Regions from separate parts of the Homo sapiens genome. Here region 1 is linked to region 2. A link is a loop called in an ENCODE intact Hi-C map of the cell type or tissue named here. Cell type or tissue: HepG2. All regions are shown on one strand. Links, peaks and the distances in the headings refer to the core of each region. The heading gives the core; the rest is flanking DNA. Region 1 has its middle 9.5 kb from the start of HSP90AA1. Region 2 holds the start of LOC105370677 (a long non-coding RNA gene).

Region 1 (9,166 bases), core at 719-8,718, 110 kb before region 2:
ACTCATGGGTTATTTTTACATGTTTTACTTTTCAAATAGTTGGAGGTTTTTCAGATTTTTTTTGTTACTGATTTTTTTTTTTTTGAGACAGTCCCGCTCTGTCGCCCAGGCTGGAGTGCAGTGTCGCGTGCTCTTGGCTCACTGCAACCTCCGCCTCCTGGGTTCAAGCAATTCTCATGCCTCTGTCTCCCAAGTAGCTGGGATTACATGCATGCGTCACCACACCTGGCTGACTTTTTTGTATTTTTAGTAGAGATGGGCTTTCACCATGTTCACCAGGCTGGTCTCAAACTCCTGGCCTCAAGTGATGTGCCTGCCTCGGTGTCGCAAAATCCTGGGATTACAGGAGTGAGCCACCATGCTATTATTGATTTCTAATATTTAATTCCATTGTGGTCAGAGAACATACTTTGCATGATTTAAATCCTTTTAAATTTATTGGGCCTTGTTTAATGGCCCAGAATATGGTCTATTTTGTTTAAATGTTCTTTTTGAAAAATAATTATGCTGAGAAAGATGCCAGTCAGTCATTTATATAAAATTTTAGAAAATGCAAACTAATCTATAGTGACAAAAAGCAGATCACTGGTTGCCTGTAGGAGGTGGGGCAGACAGGGGCAGGAGGGAAGGATCACAGGGACCTGAGGAAACTTTTGGATGATGAATCTTCATTATTTTGATTGTAGTGATGGTTTCCTAGGTATATACATATGTTGAAATACATCAAATTGTACTTTAAACATGTGCAGTTTATTGTTGTTTTTATTTTTTTGAGACAGGGTCTGTCACTCAGGCTGGAGTGCAGTGGCAAAATCTCGGCTCACTGCAGCCTCTGCCTCCTCAGTTCAAGTAACTCTCATGCTTCAGCCACCTAAGTAGCTGGGACACGTGCGCCACCATGCCCAGCTAATTTTTGCTTTTTAATAGAGACATGGTTTCACCAAGTTGCCCAAGCTGGTCTTGAACTCCTGGCCTCACGTGATCCGCCTGCCTCGGCCTCCCAAAATGCTGGGGTTACGGGCGTGAACCACCGCGCCCAGCCAACAGCTGTTTTTAAATAATCAATGTTTAGCAAACCTTGTAGAAAGTTGAAGAAATGTTCAGGATCAACCTATAGTTATATAGGAAAATTAAGTGGTTCATACTTAGGAAAGAAAAATTGTAAATCAGTGTAGTGTGGGAAAAGTAAATTAAAAAATATATATATATATATTTAAAAAAAAAAAGGCCGGGTGCAGTGGCTCACGCCTGTAATCCCAGCACTTTCGGAGGCCAAGGCGGGCGGATCACAAGGTCAAGAGATTGAGACCATCCTGGCCAACATGGTGAAACGCTGTCTCTACTAAAAATACAAAAATTAGCTGGGCGTGGTGGCATATGCCTGTAATCCCAGCTACTCGGGAGGCTGAGGCAAGAGAACCGCTTAAACCCGAGAGCACACCACTGCACTCCAGCCTGGTGACAGAGCAAGACTCCGTCTCAAAAAAAAAAAAAAAAAAATTCTGTCATTTCTTGGAGACACAGTTTCCGAGAAAGATGGCATCAGTTAAAGCACGGGTCTGGAGCCAGATTGTGAATTCTGGTCCTGCCACTCGCTGGCTGTGTGACTGTGAGCAAGCTTCTCAGCCTCTCTGTGCTTTGGTCTAAATCTCTCTACAATAGGTGTGACCATAGAAGGGATGTGAAAGGGCCAGGCGAGGTAGCTGATGCCTTTACTCCCAGCATTTTGGGAGGCCGAGGCGAGTGGATCACCTGAGGTCAGGAGTTAGAGACCAGCCTGGCCAACGTGGTGAAACCCCAGCTCTACTAAAAATACAAAGAATTAGCCAGGCATGGTGGCATGCACCTGTAATCCCAGCTACTCAGGAGGCTGAGGCAGGAGAATCACTTGAACCTGAGGGGAGGAGGTTGCAGTGAGCCAAGATTGTGCCACGGCACTCCAGCCTGAGTCTTTTTTCTTTTTTCAAAAAAGAAAAAAGAAGGAAGGTGGGAGGACCCGGGAGCGGGTGCTGGCCATTGATGTTTCAGAGTCGACCCTAAAGTGGATTTCCACGGAGCAACCCAGTTTTTCCATTGAGTAACTATAAAATCGGGATGCTTCAGTACCAAAACTTCACCAAGCAAGTTTCAACCCATCCTTCAAAGGCCGGCTTGGGGTTGGTCACTTCTTGAATTCACCACATGCTGCCGCCGGGAAGCCGGCAAACTCGTTCCCCTCCCCTCCCACTGTTGGCAGCACTGAGTGCGGCTGAAAAAAAATGTCTGGCCACATTGATAAGCCAGAAATGGAGCCTTACTGTTCATTATTTGTCTGTTCACCATTCTGTTCATATCTGTTTACCAAAAGCCCATGTCCAGGCCCTGGGTCAAAGTGGGAGCAAAATTGGGTCCTGACCATTGTGGTCGAGGCAGGCATAAAGCCCCCACCACCTAAATATGTGGACTTAGAAACTCTTGAAGAGTGCTAGGATGGTGAGGGGCACCCCATGCACTGAGGAGGGCAGGTGCTGGCTGTGGGGAGGGAGTGTGGGGAAGGGCATGCAGGAGAGGGAGGGAACAGAGTTTGCAAGAGCCCTGAGGGTCTGCGGTGAAATATAGAAGGAATACTAGGAGTTAGCCAGGGAACAGTGAGAAGGCAAGAATTAAAAAGAAAATGGAGGCTGGAAAATTCCTTCAGTGCAGTGGGTAGGGGGACACGGAGCCCCTCTTGGGGCAGGGGTTGGCCACTGGAGCTGAAGTCAGAGGTAGGCAGGGGCCAAGGGACTGGAAACGTGGCCTGGAGATCATAGGAGGCATTGTGGCATCTTCCCAGGAGCTGCAGTCTGACCCGCATCCACTCTGACCGTGGTGTGTAGGAAGCACGCTTCCAATGAGACCTGAGGAGAGCCTGTCCCTGAAGAGTTGGTGGGTGTAGCAGGGGCAAACTTGGGAGAGGTCAGGGGAGCGAGTTAACAGGGTGAAGCACAGGAGCCCCAGAGGCTCCCGGGTGGGTGAGGCTGTGTTCACCAGGGGAACATAGGGCTCAGGCAGATGATGGCAGGTGACCCTTGCCAATGGTTCAGTGTCACCTTTGTTGGACCACAGTGTCTGCTGCGCATCCACGTGGATGGGCCTCCAATGAACAGGATGCTGGGAACATGAGCAGGAATGTGGTAGAAGGGATGTATTGAGAAGGAAGGCAATGGGACAGGCATGGATGGGCACAAAGACGGTTCCCAGGATGGCAGTCTCAGTAGGGCCAGAAAGCCTGGGATCTCAGAGGAAGAGAGGCCTGGGGGACAGGAGGCTGTGCCTGTGAGAGGGTCCAGTCCTGGGGGTGCTTGGGTGTGGGAGCACCTGTGGGAGAGGGGTGGCGGGACTCTTTCTTCCCTATCACCCCTCACCTGCAGGCCTCCCTAGCCTCCCTCCTGCGGAAGCCTCAGTCTGCATCCCCTGGCATCTGCTCTGAGTCAGGCAGGGGACAGATGTGCGTGAGCCCCTCTGAGTAAAGCACAAAGAACTGACAGAGCAGAGGCAGCTCCCTCAGGAACTTCTGTTCTAGTCGGGGAGGGACAGGCCAGAAACATACAAACAAGTGGGATGCCTTTGGGCATGCTCCTGTCTCCTAGCAGAACCAGGGGTCCTGGACACGAATTTGAACTCCTTCCCCAAAGTACTGCCATTTTCCCTTGAACTCACCTTCAAATCTTCTGAGTCATCTTTGACTCATCTCTTGCCTTCAGCCCCCACATTCTGACAGCTGACAAGTCTGGTGGATTTTTCCTTTAAAACGTTCTTTCTCTCTGTGCTTAGGGTCCTGCCCTGATCCAGGCCCTCAGGGCCCCACACCATTTCCACTTCCAGCTGGGTCTTGCTGGGTTTATCTATTCTACATTCCCGTTTTCATCTGCCCACTTCCCAGTGCAGAAAACCCCTGGGCTCCCAGGACACTGAGCCTGTAGTCCCTCTCTTGGTATTCAAATCCCAGGGCCTGGCTGACCCCACCTCTGCCTGCAACACACACCTTCCTTGGGAGGCCCCCTCCTGTGCCCATCTCCATGCCTGATCTTGGTGCTCTCAGACCTGGAATGCTGGGCACCCACATGTCACCAAGGCACCTCCAGCCCTGCCCACAACCCACCTGAGTTCCCCAAGGCAGCCTAATGGGGCACCATGGTCAGACCTGACCAGGGGACCTGGTAATTTAAGAACATGGCAGAGAAATAGATACGGAGAAAAGGGAGGTAGGGGTGGGGTGTGCACCAAGAATATGTGGCTGCATTGTTTTCTGGTTTTGTTCCAGCCTCACCTCCTCCGAGCTCACAGCAGCTCCATTCTCTCGCCCCTCCCTCCAGCCTCCAGGGGCAGCAGATCCTGCTAAGTGCACTCAGGGCCCCTCAGATTCAACATTACAGCATTCCTTTTCATTCACTCTGATTACTGCAGCAGCCCAAGGGTCTACGGTCTGCCCCCGATCATCTCTTCATGCTGGGTTGTTCTCCAAATGCACCTGGAACCTCTTGCGATGCCCTTCTCCAGGCAAATACGTGTCTGCCAAGCTTGGCTTGGAAATCACCTGCTCTGGCCAAATTCACTCTGGATGCCTCCTCCACAGCTCTTAGTCCCTGGTGTGAATTGAAATTAGACTCTGTCTTTCTCGTCTCAAGACGCAGCACATGGCACACAGCCATCTATGTGTGCTGAATGGATAACTGAATTGCTTTCCAGCGGGACCAAATGGGAACCCTTCGCCCAAAGGCCGTGATAAACCTTTGGCGCCACCCACTGGCCAGCTAATTGGTTGTATATGGGGCCTCCAGTTGGAAATGTCTTTGAAGTTTAGGAATTTCATTTTTTCGTTATTCCCTGTGTATGGGAGAATCAGGAAAGTGAGAATTATGTGACCTCCAGTATAGATCACCATCATTAATGTTTCACCCTGAAAAGTTCATGGCAAAGCTTCTAGCCTTTCATGGAGTGGGAATGAAACTGTGTAAGAGAAGAAAGCAATTTTTTTTTTTCTTGAGACACAGTCTCGCTCTGTCGCCCAGGCTGGAGTGCAGTGGAGTGATCTCAGCTCACTGCAACCTCCACCTCCTGGGTTCAAGTGATTCTCTGCCTCAGCCTCCCGAATAGCTGGGATTATAGGCGCCCACTACCACACCTTGCTAATTTTGTATTTTTAGTAGAGACGGGGTTTCTCCATGTTGGCCAGGCTGGTCTCAAACTCCTGACCTCAGATAAACCGCCCCCCTTGGCCTCCCAAAGTGCTGGGATTACAGGTATGAGCCACCGCGCCCAGCAAAAGCAATTTTTTTTAAAGAAGAAAGAATGGAGGGTTAAAAAAAAAAAAAAGGAAAATTTGAAGCAAGCTGAGTCTTAAGGTAGAGAGAGCCAGGGATTGTGGATTGTGGACAGCCCTCCCTGCTCCTCCCCAAAACCTCCCAGGATCTCCCTTACGACTATAGGGTGGTGGGTACAAAGTGGGGGTGGGTGCAGGCTGGCTCTCCCCTCCACTGCTGCTCCTGTTCTGGTCTTGGCCAATGCAAGAGCAGAGGCCTTTGAGTCCCCCCAAGGGCAACCTCTGGTTCAGCCAGTGGAAGAACAGGCCTAGCTGGTCCGTCCAGTGCCCAGAGGGCTTGTTTATCCTCAGATACCCCTCGAGGTGGGGTGGGTTAAAACTGAAACTAGAGGAGGAATGAGCAGATGTGATGTTCCTGCCTGGTAGGGGAGCTGATAGTTCCTTTGTCTACACTAGCCAGGGATCACCTGGCTGTCAGGAATTGCCTATGTGGCCAATTGACCAGGTAGTGGGTACCCTGATCAGGCCACCTTGTCACGAATGGGTTGTGAGTTTCAGTGCAGACTTCCTTATAGACTCTTGGGCTGGGCCTACCGGTCCTCTATAACCTGGTCCTGTCAGCTTCTGCCCTCATCTCCAAACCCTGCAATAAAAGGCCCTCCCACCCCAGCACCCGGCTAGTTCACACCTCTGCTCTCATGCTGTTCCTCTTCCCTGGAAAATGGCCACTCCTTTAGGAGACAGGTCAACATTATCCCTTCCGGATGCCTTCCCTCCCTGCCACCTCCAGGGAGAGGGAGTGTTGGCTTCTTTATTCCTCCTTGACTGACCTGGGGGCAAGTCTCTTCTCTTTAAGCCTCGGGTTTGTTTTTCTTTTTCTTTTTTTTTGTTTTTTTGAGACAGAGTCTCGCTCTGTCTCCCAAGCTGGAGTGCAGTGGCCTGATCTCGGCTCACTACAACCTCCGCCTCCCGGGTTCAAGCGATTCTCCTGCCTCAGCCTCCCGAGTAGCTGGGACTATAGGCGTCTGCCACCACGCCCGGCTAATTTTTGTATTTTTAGTAGAAATGGGGTTTCACCATATTGGCCAGGTTGGTCTCCAACTCCTGACCTTGTGATCTGCCCGCCTCAGCCTCTCAAAGTGCTGGGATTACAGGCTTAAGCCACTGCACCTGGCCTTTTTTTTTTTTTTTTTTTTTTTGTGACAAAGTCTATCTCTGTTGCCAGGCTGGAGTGCAGTGGTGTGATCTCAGCTCACCACAACCTCCGACTCCCTGGTTCAAGTGATTCTCCTGCCTCCGCCTCCTGAGTAGCTGGGATTACAGTCATGTGCCACCACACCCCGCTAATTTTTATATTTTTAGTAGAGACAGGGTTTCACCATGTTAGCCAGGATGGTCTCGATCTCCTGACTTCATGATCTGCCTGCCTTGGTCCCCCAAAGTGCTCTGTCGCCCAGGCTGGAGTGCAATGGCACGATCTTGGCTCACTGTAACCTCCGCCTCCGGGGTTCAAGTGATACAGTCCTTGAGCCGCTGCACCTGGCCAAGCTTCAGTTTTGTTGTCTGTAAAATGAGGAGTAGGGATGGGACAGTTGGACCAGGTGCCATTTCTATCTTAATGTAGTTCTAAACTCTTTCACTAGAGGACAGAAAAGCTAGGGTAGAAGTGGATTATTAAGTAGAGCTGAGCAAGAATGAGCTGAAACCTCCACACATTGCAAACACCCTGTACCTTCTCCAAAGTTAGAGCAAGCAAGCATTATGCAAATGTTTTATAAACTGATGTGTCCCAGTCCCAATTAATAAGTTGTGGCAAATCATAATGCTAAGTTCATACTTCGAGTGGCTAAGGGATATATAATAGCCAACTAAAAAAATTTCTAAGCTACTTCATAATGTATTATTCCAAGCAGCACTCCAAAGCATACAGCATGCTGCTTATAAATTGAAAACCTTTTCAACAATTTTGTATTTCACTTAAAAATGCAGGAGAGGCTGGGCACGGTGGCTCAAGCCTGTAATCCCAGCACTTTGGGAGGCCGAGGCATGCAGATCACCTGAGGTCAAGAGTTCGAGAGCAGCCTGACCAACATGGAGAAACCCCATCTCTACTAAAAACACAAAATTAGCCAGGTGCGGTGGCGCATGCCTGTAATCCCAGCTACTTGGGAGGCTGAGGCAGGAGAATCACTTGGATCTGGGAGGCAGAGGTTGTGGTGAGCCGAGAGCGCACCATTCACTCCAGCCTGGGCAACAAGAGCGGAACTCCGTCTCAAAAAGAAAAAAAATGCAGGAGAGAGAACTCCCTAACATTGCATTTCAGTCAACATTCAATCTTGTTCCCCACATTAAAACAGCTAGCTAATTAAATGTGACACGTGTGTTTAGGGCTGGTGAAGAACACTCTGCTTTACGAAGGCCAGTGGCTGATGTTCTTACTAAGTGAGAAGGTGGACGCTTCATGCTTGCTTCTGTTTCCCAAGTGTCAGCCCGTTAGTGCTACTGCCCAGCGGCGGGTTTCCTGATGTCCCTCCGTTCTCACAGGGACCCTGGGTTTCCTGTCATTAGTGGTATCTCTTCTAAATTCTGTTTTAAAATTCCAAAAATAAAATTATAATGTAGGCTGGGCATGGTGATTCACGTCTGTAATTCCAGCACTTTGGGAGGCCAAGTTGGGTGGAGAGCTTGAGTCCGGGAGTTCAAGACCAGCCTGGGTGATATAGGGAACTCTCATCTTTACAAAAAATACAAAAATTAGCCAGGCAGTGGTGGCATGCGCCTGTGGTCTCAGCTAACTGGGAGGCTGAGCAGGGAGGATAGCTTGACCCAGGGAGGCAGAGGCTGCAGTAAGCTGAGATTGTGCCACGGCACTCCAGCCTGGGTAGCAGAGCAAAACTCTGTCTCGAAAAAAAAAGAACTATAAATATTCAAAACAATTATTATGTAAAAATTTTCTCTTTAAAACCGAACAGCTGGTAAATCTCCCAGTGGTTTTTGAGGAAGGATAGCAGTGTTAGGAGCGTCAGGCTCACAGTGAATTCTCTCAGGGCTTGGTTCTGTCAGCTATTATTGGGCCACTGCAATGCAGCCTGGGCGACAGAGTGAGACCCTGTCTCAAAAAAACAAAATTTCCAGTCTGGTTTTTTTTTTTTTTTTTTTGAGATGGAGTTTCACTCCTGTTGCCCAGGCTGGAGTGCAATGGCACGATCTCAGCTCCCCACAACCTCCGCCTCCCGGGTTCAAGCGGTTCTCCTGCCTCAGCATCCCGAGTAGTTGGGATTACAGGCATGCACCATCATGCCCGCCTAATTTTGTATTTTTAGTAGAGACAGGGTTTCTCCATGTTGGTCAGGCTGGTCTCAAACTCCCAACCTCAGGTGATCTGCCCGCCTGGGCCTCCCAAACTGCTGGGATTACAGGCGTGAGCCACCATGCCCAGCTCTGATTTTAATTTGCATTTCTTTGATTAGTAATCCTATATTTTCATTATTTACTGGCCATGAGTTTAAATCCCTGCTCTGCTATCACTCTATGTGACTTTGGAGAGACTACTTGACTTCCATGTACTTCAATTTCCTCATCTGTGAAGTTCCTCTCTAAAGAAACTGACCAGCTTCAAAGACGTATAAACTCTGACATGGCGGGACGGGCTCTAATGAAATTCCTGTATCCTTACCCACAAATCACAAAGCTTCTAGTCAGTATTTTAGTACCTCCCATTCTTGTTCAATAAATTACCACGTGCTGGACACAGCCGGCTGGGGGCTGTGGCTCCAGAGATGCTTGAGGGAAGGTCAGTCACCAACTGTCCATCTCCTCCCAGCATTCAAAATTTGGTTCACTTCTCTCCCCTGCTGCTTTCTCCTCTCTCATTCTTTTGTCCTG
Region 2 (9,166 bases), core at 583-8,582:
TCGTCGGAGCCAGGTGATGTGTGTCTGTGGAACGGGAGACAGCATGCTCGCTTTGGGGTCTGATGGGCCCGTCTGTTCCCCTGGCACTGGTTCGGCTGTGTCTCTCCGCCTCGGAGTCCTTGAAGTTGTTCTCTGTGGGGGTACACTTCCCCAAACATCCTCTTAGCCTGATATTTGCTGTCTTTCTGTCCTTCTGTCTTGCTCAGCTGTCCAGCACCAGCAGAGGAAGAGGCCTTTCTTGGCCATCCTATTCAACATTGAAATCACTAGAGTCCCCTTCTCCCCAGCACGTTCTCTTCTCTCCCTGGTTTATTTTTCTCCACAGCACTTATCATCATCAGATCACATAAATTTCACTGTCTTCTCATCCCACTTGAACCTAAATTTCATGAGGGAAAGATGCCTGTTTTAATTTATATTGTATCAGTGCCTGGCATATGGTACGCACTCAATACTGGATGGATGGATGGGACTTCAGGCAAGTTTCTTGACCTCTCTAAGCTTCTTTTCTCACTGATAATATGGCGACAATCCCTGCCTTCCTGTAGGGAGACAGGCATGACTGCATTTTCCATTTTCCATGCGAGGCAATTTGGTAACATCTGTAAAAATCATAAATGTATATATCTTTTGGCTCAGTTACTCCACTGGGAGTTTATCCTGTAGGTACATTACTCACACATGTGAAAAGTGCGTGTGTGCAAGGGCATTCATTGCTACATAGATGTCCATCAGTGGGGCACTTCCACAATAAACCACAGTTTATCCAAACAGTTGAATACTCTGCAGCTTTAGAAAAGAATGAGGATGCTGTCTTTGTGCCCATACAGACTGATGTACAAATACACTTGGAGGCTGGGCATGGTGGCTCACGCCTTTAATCCCAGCACTTCGAGAGGCCAAGGCAGGAGGATTGCTTTGCTCCTGAAGCCAGGAGTTTGAGACCAGCCTGGACAACATAGCGACACCCTGTATTTACAAAAAATATAAATTTTTAATCAGCTGGGTGTGGCGACACTCACCTGAAGCACCAGCTATACTCAGGAGGCTGAGGTGGGAGGATTGCTTCGGCCTGGGAGGTCAAGGCTGCAGTGAGCCGTGATTGCACCACTGCACTCCAACCTGAGTGATGGAGCGAGACCCTGTCTCAAAAAAAAAAAAAAGATATGGAATGAGAAAGCAGAGGTGAGACAGTGCATAGTATGCTCCCTTTGGTATGAAAAAGAAGAGTGGATAAATGCGTATTCATATTTGCCTTGTACATGCACAAAGACACTCTGGAGAGAGAAATGAGAAACTAGTACAGTGACTCAGGACAGAGGATCCGGAATGGAGTAGAAGAATGTAAGGCTTTCTACTGTATACTTTTATGTGAATTAATAATGTATTACCCATTCACACAAAAAGCGTATCTTGAAAGGTAATTTTGAGGCTTAGAGAGCATGGGTGTAAGCCTCTACCAGTGGCCAGCACCCACAGTAGACACTCTGATTGGAAGTGAGGGCCAGCACGCTGCTGTTGCTGCCCACAGACACTGCTGCCTGCCTGCCACTCACCCTGATATTGCTGAGACACAGGGCGCCCCCAGAGAAGCACGTGTTTTCCCTGCTGTCAAGCACATGATTGACAGAGAAAAACAATGGGTAAGGCAAGTGAGAAACCCTTACCACAATACAGGTGGATCCAAGGTCGGTTTTTTTTTTTTTTGGTCTGCGGTTGCTTAAACTGGTGTGCTCAGTCCACCATTGCCAGTGTGTCACAGTAACATTTAATTAGGCCCCCACAGGGGGATTGAAGTAGATTGGCACAGGATGTTATCTGTAAGTTACATCCATGTGTCTACTTAGGGTCGTCTCAGTGCACTGTTTTTTTTTGTTGTTGTTTCTTTTGAGATGGAGTCTGACTTTGTCGCCCAGGCTGGAATGCAATGACGTGATCTTGGCTCACTGCACACAGCCACCGCCTCCTGGGTTCAAGTGATTCTCCTGCCTCAGCCTCCAGAGCAGCTGGGATTACAGGTTCGCACTACCATGCCCAGCTAATTTTTGTATTTTTAGTAGAGACAGGGTTTCACCATGTTGGCCAGGCTGGTCTCGAACTCCTGACCTAAAGTGATCCACCCTCCTCGGCCTCCCAAAGTGCTGGGATTACAGGCGTGAGCCGCCGCGCCTGGCCACAGTGCAGCTTCTTAATACGGGAGTGAAGGTTTTTAATGTGTTTTGTCATTGCAGTAACATTTATTTTTAATGGTGCTATAAATGCTGTTCATACCTCACTATTGCAAAGCAATACTGTTTTTACTTGATCATACTAGTTTTTGAGTTCTCATGCAGTTTTTTGTTGTGTTTTTTAAGGCCCAAAATAAAATTTACTCCTAACCGTGCTGCTAGAAGTTTTTATGTCCTGAAATTTCTCCACACATGGTAAATAGAGTAACAATGAAGTGATCCTAGAAAAACTGGGATTTGATTTGGTTCTGGTGAAATGTAAGGTGCAGGAATTGGGAGCCACTGTACCAAAATCAGGACAGCAGTCTGGCTTCCCAGGCCTGAGTTAGCTGGTGTAGGCCTGCCTGACAAGGCCAGTGATGGAGCGAGCTGCAGACACCCTTAGGCCCTGGGCGATCAGGTACAGTTGTGTTTGTGGGATCAAGAGTGCTGGGGTAGTCTGGGCCCAGTGGGCACAGCAAGGTCTGGCAGAGCTGTGATGGGGGAGTGGAGGCCTCTTAATCCACCGTTCACCATCCCATCATCCTTGCACCTCCCTCCACCATCAAAAAAAAGCCCTGCTCTGGCCATGTAAATTATCTCTGTAACCCCTTGCTGAGAAAATTGCACGAAGGTCTAATGGAAATCCTGCCAGAGCAGCGCTGGGTTTTAGGTTGTTGGCATTAGTGCAGGTCAGGTGCTGTTTATAGGTAGGTCACCAGGCAGGAGGATAAAGAGGAGGTGGGGGATGAAAATACTGGCTGTGTCCCCAAGGCTGGCTTGCCACGTGCCTATTAATTTAAGAGGACCAGCCATGCCGTTTTACGGCAGTAAGCAGTGACACCTGCTGCTGAGTAACTGCCCAATGCATGGTCCCCAGCCCTGGGCCCGCATGCTGTGTGGCGTTCAGGCCTCCGTTCTTCCTGCCTGGGGTCCTTTGTTAGCAGCCTACTTTCTAGGGTCTAATGTTCATGCAGTGAGCTTGCATGGCTCATTAATTTCTTTCCCAGCCGTTCTTTTAAAAATCAAGTCGTCTTATTTCTGTAATTCTCTGTAAAGATGTAGCACACATGGCGGGCACATGGCCTCAAAGCCACCCTGGCAGAAGTCGGCATGTTTCTTGGCAGATTCTGCCCCTGTGTGCCCAGTACCCCTCTGAGACTTGAGTCAGGGACTCCCCACCTGTTAGGTGAAGCGGTGGTGTTCAACTTACCTGGGGCTGCTGGGCTCCTAAAGGGACACTGTTACTGGGGCGATGGTGCAGTGGAGAGCACTTGGCAGTAGGAGCTTCTAGGTAGAACTTGGGAGTCTTGGGACTTCTGGATGTGTTCTGGTGATGCGATTTTGCGCTCAGACGGTCCAGAAAGGGACCGCCCCTGTGGAAGGTGTTGCGCTGGCATCCCCATCACAGGATTGATTGGCAAGCAGGGAAAGAGACTTGTGCCTTTGGTGGGGCAGGTATTTTTGCCCTTCGTTATTTGGGTTTTAAAGGCAAGACTACTGACATACGCCTGTTAAAGAAACATCTCGGTCAGGGGTCCAAAGTTAGCATATGGAGCAGAGTGATGGTAATGAGACACACACTCCCGAATGAATCGTCAGTGTATCTCTCTCAACACCAGCAGAGAGGGTTTCGAGGAGATGCTTATGGAGATGCACGTGGGGCGGTGCATGGGAGTGAGGCGGCCTCAGTGGGCCCAGGCTCTGTTTTGGAGTTGTGTGTGCTGCCAGCCATGGACTGTGGATTTCACTCCCCACCTTCGAGCCGCCAGAGCAGAGGGGCAGATGGAACCAGCCCATTACCTACAGTGACAGTAAAGGCAGAGGAACCCGTGAGGGTGAGGCAGAGCCCTCCTGGCTGTGAGGACTCACAGGCTTCACCTGCAGGTCCTCGTAGAGGGGATACCACATGCAGATGCAGTGACCCCCAGATTCAGATGCACCTACTGTCAAGGAAGAAAGATCCCAGCAGGGCTGTTCCCTCCGCAGTGAACCCTGTGCCTGGCATCGTGTCTGGCACTTAGTGGCCCCTCTGCAAATATCTGTTGGCTGCCTGACTCCCTCCGTGAAAGCCAGCAGCCTAACACCGATTTTAGAAAGTAATTCTAAATTACCCCAAAAGGGCCAAAACGCTCCTTGCTGGCTTGGCTGACTGCAGGATAAAATGTGGAGGGCCTGGATAGACTTGCCCCTTCCCATCGAGAAGCACACAAGTTTTCTTGCTGGAAAAGTAGACCTTTGAGACTTCTCCGTTGTGCTAACTTGTTCTCCTTTGTCTTCACAGAGACTAATAGACAAGTCACGAGTTACCTGTGTCAAATGGGTTCCCGGTTCGGAAAGCCTTTTCCTAGTAGCCCACTCGAGTGGGAACATGTACTTATATAATGTGGAGCACACTTGTGGCACCACAGCCCCCCACTACCAGCTTCTGAAGCAGGGAGAGAGCTTTGCCGTGCACACTTGCAAGAGCAAATCCACGAGGAACCCTCTCCTTAAGTGGACGGTGGGCGAGGGGGCCCTCAACGAGTTTGCTTTCTCCCCAGATGGCAAGTTCTTAGCGTGCGTGAGCCAGGACGGGTTTCTGCGGGTGTTCAACTTTGACTCAGTGGAGCTGCACGGTACGATGAAAAGCTACTTTGGGGGCTTGCTGTGTGTGTGCTGGAGCCCGGATGGCAAGTACATCGTGACAGGTGGGGAGGACGACTTGGTGACAGTCTGGTCCTTTGTAGACTGCCGAGTAATAGCCAGAGGCCACGGGCACAAGTCCTGGGTCAGTGTTGTAGCGTTTGACCCTTATACCACTAGTGTAGAAGAAGGTGACCCTATGGAGTTTAGTGGCAGCGATGAGGACTTCCAAGACCTTCTTCATTTTGGCAGAGATCGAGCAAATAGTACACAGTCCAGGCTCTCCAAACGGAACTCTACAGACAGCCGCCCCGTAAGTGTCACGTATCGGTTTGGTTCCGTGGGCCAGGACACACAGCTCTGTTTATGGGACCTTACAGAAGATATCCTTTTCCCTCACCAACCCCTCTCAAGAGCAAGGACACACACAAATGTCATGAATGCCACGAGTCCTCCTGCTGGAAGCAATGGGAACAGTGTTACAACACCCGGGAACTCTGTGCCGCCTCCTCTGCCACGGTCCAACAGCCTTCCACATTCAGCAGTCTCAAATGCTGGCAGCAAAAGCAGTGTCATGGACGGGGCCATTGCTTCTGGGGTCAGCAAATTTGCAACACTTTCACTACATGACCGGAAGGAGAGGCACCACGAGAAAGATCACAAGCGAAATCATAGCATGGGACACATTTCTAGCAAGAGCAGTGACAAACTGAATCTAGTTACCAAAACCAAAACGGACCCTGCTAAAACTCTGGGAACGCCCCTGTGTCCTCGAATGGAAGATGTTCCCTTGTTAGAGCCGCTGATATGTAAAAAGATAGCACATGAGAGACTGACTGTACTAATATTTCTTGAAGACTGTATAGTCACTGCTTGTCAGGAGGGATTTATTTGCACATGGGGAAGGCCTGGTAAAGTGGTAAGTTTTAATCCTTAATGCTGCACCAGATCTAGAACTTGAATAGGTAGTGACTTTTTTCTTTTTCGTGGGAGGGGTGGGGTGTACAATGAATGTGAATGACACTTCTTATTCTTAATGTAAATCTCAATGCATCAGAGCCATAATTTTGGATACTGCATGCCATGTAATTCTGAATCATTTGATAATTTACCTTAGAGCATTTAAAAAAATATAATCAAACTAATTGCCAGCCAAGTCAGTCATCCTCCTGGGAGTATATAGAGTCCCAAGGTTAGCGCTCCTGTATTAGACTATTTCAATTTTAGGAAAATCATGACCATGTGGGGAAACAATGACTTTAAAATGCTGAAATTAAAATTTATGCTTTAACTGGAATATTTTTTGCTTAACTACTCAATTAGAATATTGTACACCTGATCAATGTGTGTTCAGCACAGATGGCCATGAATTGTCATTTATAGTCCAATTTTTTATCTTAATCATAAAATGTTTAGGAATCTATGAAATTTAACTTTAGGAACAAAACGTTTAGCAGGGTTGATTGATATTATTTTTACATTGTTCTGGCAATCCACAGAAAGAGAAGAGCCTTAATTTTTAAAACCCATTTTAGTCATTTTATGACAATTAAAGTTGTTTAATAAACATCTTTTTTCAAAGAAGCAGTTTGTAGCACTTTGATTGAGGTTCTGTGTACTAAGATACCCGTACCTCACTCAGAGCCTGACAGTTCGTGGGAACTGCGGGCCGAGGACGCCAACAGCATTGCAGAAGTGCCTCTTGCCACATAAGCGAAGACCTTTTCTTCAGATGCACTTTGCTTGTGTGTTTTCCCAACAAGGGAAAAGGAGTTTTTTGGTTTTTTGCCGGGGGCGGGGAGGTGCGGTGGGGGAGGGGGATTGGGTCAGAAAGGCACGTGACTCCTCCGCGCTTTGTTTCGTAAAGCCTGAGACTCCCCGAGTCTTCCGACTTCTCCCTGACATGGCCCTCGTTTGGGCTTCGTCCCCCGCAGAGGAAGCGGAAGTGCAGGTTTCCCCTCTCCTTGTTCTTGGATGGCAGCTGTGGTTCCGGGATTACTCTTGGGATGCTGACGCTGGCCATGTGCGTAGGCTTCGTCCTCAGTGGCTCCCACCCTAGCGCCTCAGCCCAGGACCTGGTGGCCTGTGGCTTCCTCGGCAGTGGGAGGCTCTGCTGCTCCCCCGGAGACCGCAGTCTTTCACCCTCACTCTCTACTGCTGCACCAGGAGCTGCTTTTCAAATTCTGGTTTTCCCAGTGGGTGAGATGGCCCCTTGAACTATGTATTCCATGTCAAGATGGTGGTTATCTTACTTGTTAACTCATTTTGGGCATTTAGGTTGTACACCTTTGTAATTAAATATAGAGACAACGATCACTTAGACCAGTTTGCGTAGTGAATATGATTCAGCAAAGTGAAGACCTGGTGGCTTTTCTTTCTCTGCAGTGTAAAGACCCTGGTAGCTGAAGCAGCAGCTCCCTGTGCTCTTAACGCAGCCCTCCCAGGAAAGCCGGGCCAGGTTCCCAGGCCTGCTTCCCATCTGCAAACATGTCACGGTGGCGCCATCCACCCTGTGCCCATCGTGGGCCTTAACGCAGTGGTTTCTGTTGAGTGTGATGGCATGGCCGCGTGCTGCCACCTGGGAACCACAGCAGCCTTCAGGTGCATCTCTCCTGGCTGTGCCTTTCACATCCCTGAGCACTGCTCCTAGGAGTATTCGTGTCCTCTCTACCTGTGGAATACGGGCCTTTGTTCCTAAAGGTGAACTGATCTAAGGTAGCCATGACAGCCATCCTTGTGGACAGTTTCCGCTTTGGAGGCCAAATTGGGTCATGTGGAGAGATTAGTGATGAACGCTCCATGTGCAACTTTTGCACCTACATAGTTGTAAACGTTCAGTTTCAAATGCTTCTGAGGCATTGAGTATGCAGTTTCAAAATTCAGGACTTAGTATTTGGCCTAAATAGAGAGTGGCCGATCCCAAGTAAGTAGCATTTATGGTGACATTTCTGGCGACCTTGCAGTTCTGAAGGTGTTGCCCTGGACAGGGAAGCCGTGGGGGTGTGTGCCCGAGTAACCAACGTGACCGACTGGGGACTCTCTGATTTCTCCCCCTTCTTTAAAATTCTCAGTCGCAGTGGCTGGGATGAAAGAGGGATTGCAGGGGTACACTGACAGGTGACTTAGGAGTCATTTGCTGATAGGAACCAGGGGTGGGAGAGGCAAGAGGAGGAGGTTATGTTTCCTTTGAAAACAACTCCGAAGTGTGCTGTCTAGTATGGAGGCCTGTGTGTGTCTTTCTCCCCCCACCTCCAGTTTTAAACACTATGATATTGTCAGTTTTGGATTTGAGGCTTGATAACAATCTTTTTCTTCCAGTTTTTGCCAAGGAGTGTACTGTCCTTAATGTCTGTCTGGTACCTTGTCTGGGGCCCCTTCGTTGTGTCTACGTGCCCTCCCCAAGGCCCCTCTTGCTGGGTTCAGGGCCCAGTGGAGAGCACTGTGCCAGCCTGGGGAGGGGCTGCCTTTGACTGCATGTCCTGACCCCTGGCTCAGCCCAGGCTGGCCCAGGCCCTGCAGGGCGACACCACTCTGTGTCCACTCTGCCCCTCTGACTGCTGCCCCTTTCTTTGACAGCCGGCAGAGCACTTCTGCAGGCAGGAGGACAGGATGCAAGGTGTTCTCCAAGACCAGAACTAAAAGTGCCCAACAGCTTGAGAAGAGGGCACTGGAGAGAGGGGCAGGGAAGCGCCCTTCTCCTCGGCTGTGCTTCTGAGTAATGGCTCCCGCAGACCTGGGGAGGGCCTGGGGAGGGGTGGCCGCGGTGGTTCCTGATATCAGGTGTGTAAGGTGCAATGCGTGCTGCTAACCCTAGGAGAAATTTGGGGAAAATATTTGTAGTTTTCTCGCCAAACTTTGAGCTTCCTCATTGAAATTTTTCAGTCTTTCAGCCTAAACGTTATTATGAGCAAGAATATCTTTTCTAACCTAATCTGTGGAATAAAACACAGCATTTGGCAAGAAGAGGCTGTTAAATACTCAGTCAGCATCACTGTTCCAGCGTGTACCAAACCACAGAGATGAAAGGCTCAGACGAAAGTCAGGTGCACGCTGCGTGGCTGGAGAATCCCGCTCCCACCCGGCAAGGGGGCGAGCTGGTCCCTGGGCGGTGTCAGACACCTTCTGAAGGTGCCAGGCCAGGGCCAGGGGAGCTTCAACTCGCCCTCCTTGGGTTGGCCTTTTTCACCAGAATTCAAGAAGCCAGATTTGTGCTGTGACTGCGATGGGGCAGGCTTCTAAACACTACTGGTGGCCCTGGAGCCTTTCTCTGAGGCTTTTTTCTTATTCAGAAGGAGAATTAAAAATTCCCCCAGCGGCCTGGAGAAGGGAACCTT

The links. A loop is a pair of places that touch in the nucleus more often than their neighbours do. Peaks named below come from ENCODE experiments on the same cell type or tissue, not always from the same donor. Only the 100,000 strongest peaks of a DNase experiment are listed, where the experiment ranks them.
Region 1: a loop joins it to region 2, with 5 times the contacts of the local background. A loop is called at or near these places in 8 of 110 quality-filtered maps.

What each region holds. Positions count from the first base shown.
Region 1 is chr14:102,092,003-102,101,168 of GRCh38, forward strand. It overlaps a transcript of HSP90AA1 not described here. Among named protein-coding and RNA genes, the nearest start is that of HSP90AA1, 9.5 kb to the left of the region's middle. RefSeq lists a silencer at 4,682-4,781. In HepG2, for the core only: CTCF peaks have their summits at 4,368 and 4,764 (motif pointing left); a DNase peak (open chromatin) is centred at 4,739; H3K27me3 peaks cover 2,454 bases.
Region 2 is chr14:102,204,112-102,213,277 of GRCh38, forward strand. WDR20 (WD repeat domain 20) reads left to right here. Exons shown (of 3, transcript NM_144574.4): 3 at 4,492-6,416. The coding sequence ends at 5,769. LOC105370677 (a long non-coding RNA gene) reads right to left here and starts at 4,495. Exons shown (of 2, transcript XR_944228.2): 1 at 1,023-4,495; 2 at 1-379. In HepG2, for the core only: a CTCF peak has its summit at 5,290; a DNase peak (open chromatin) is centred at 5,290.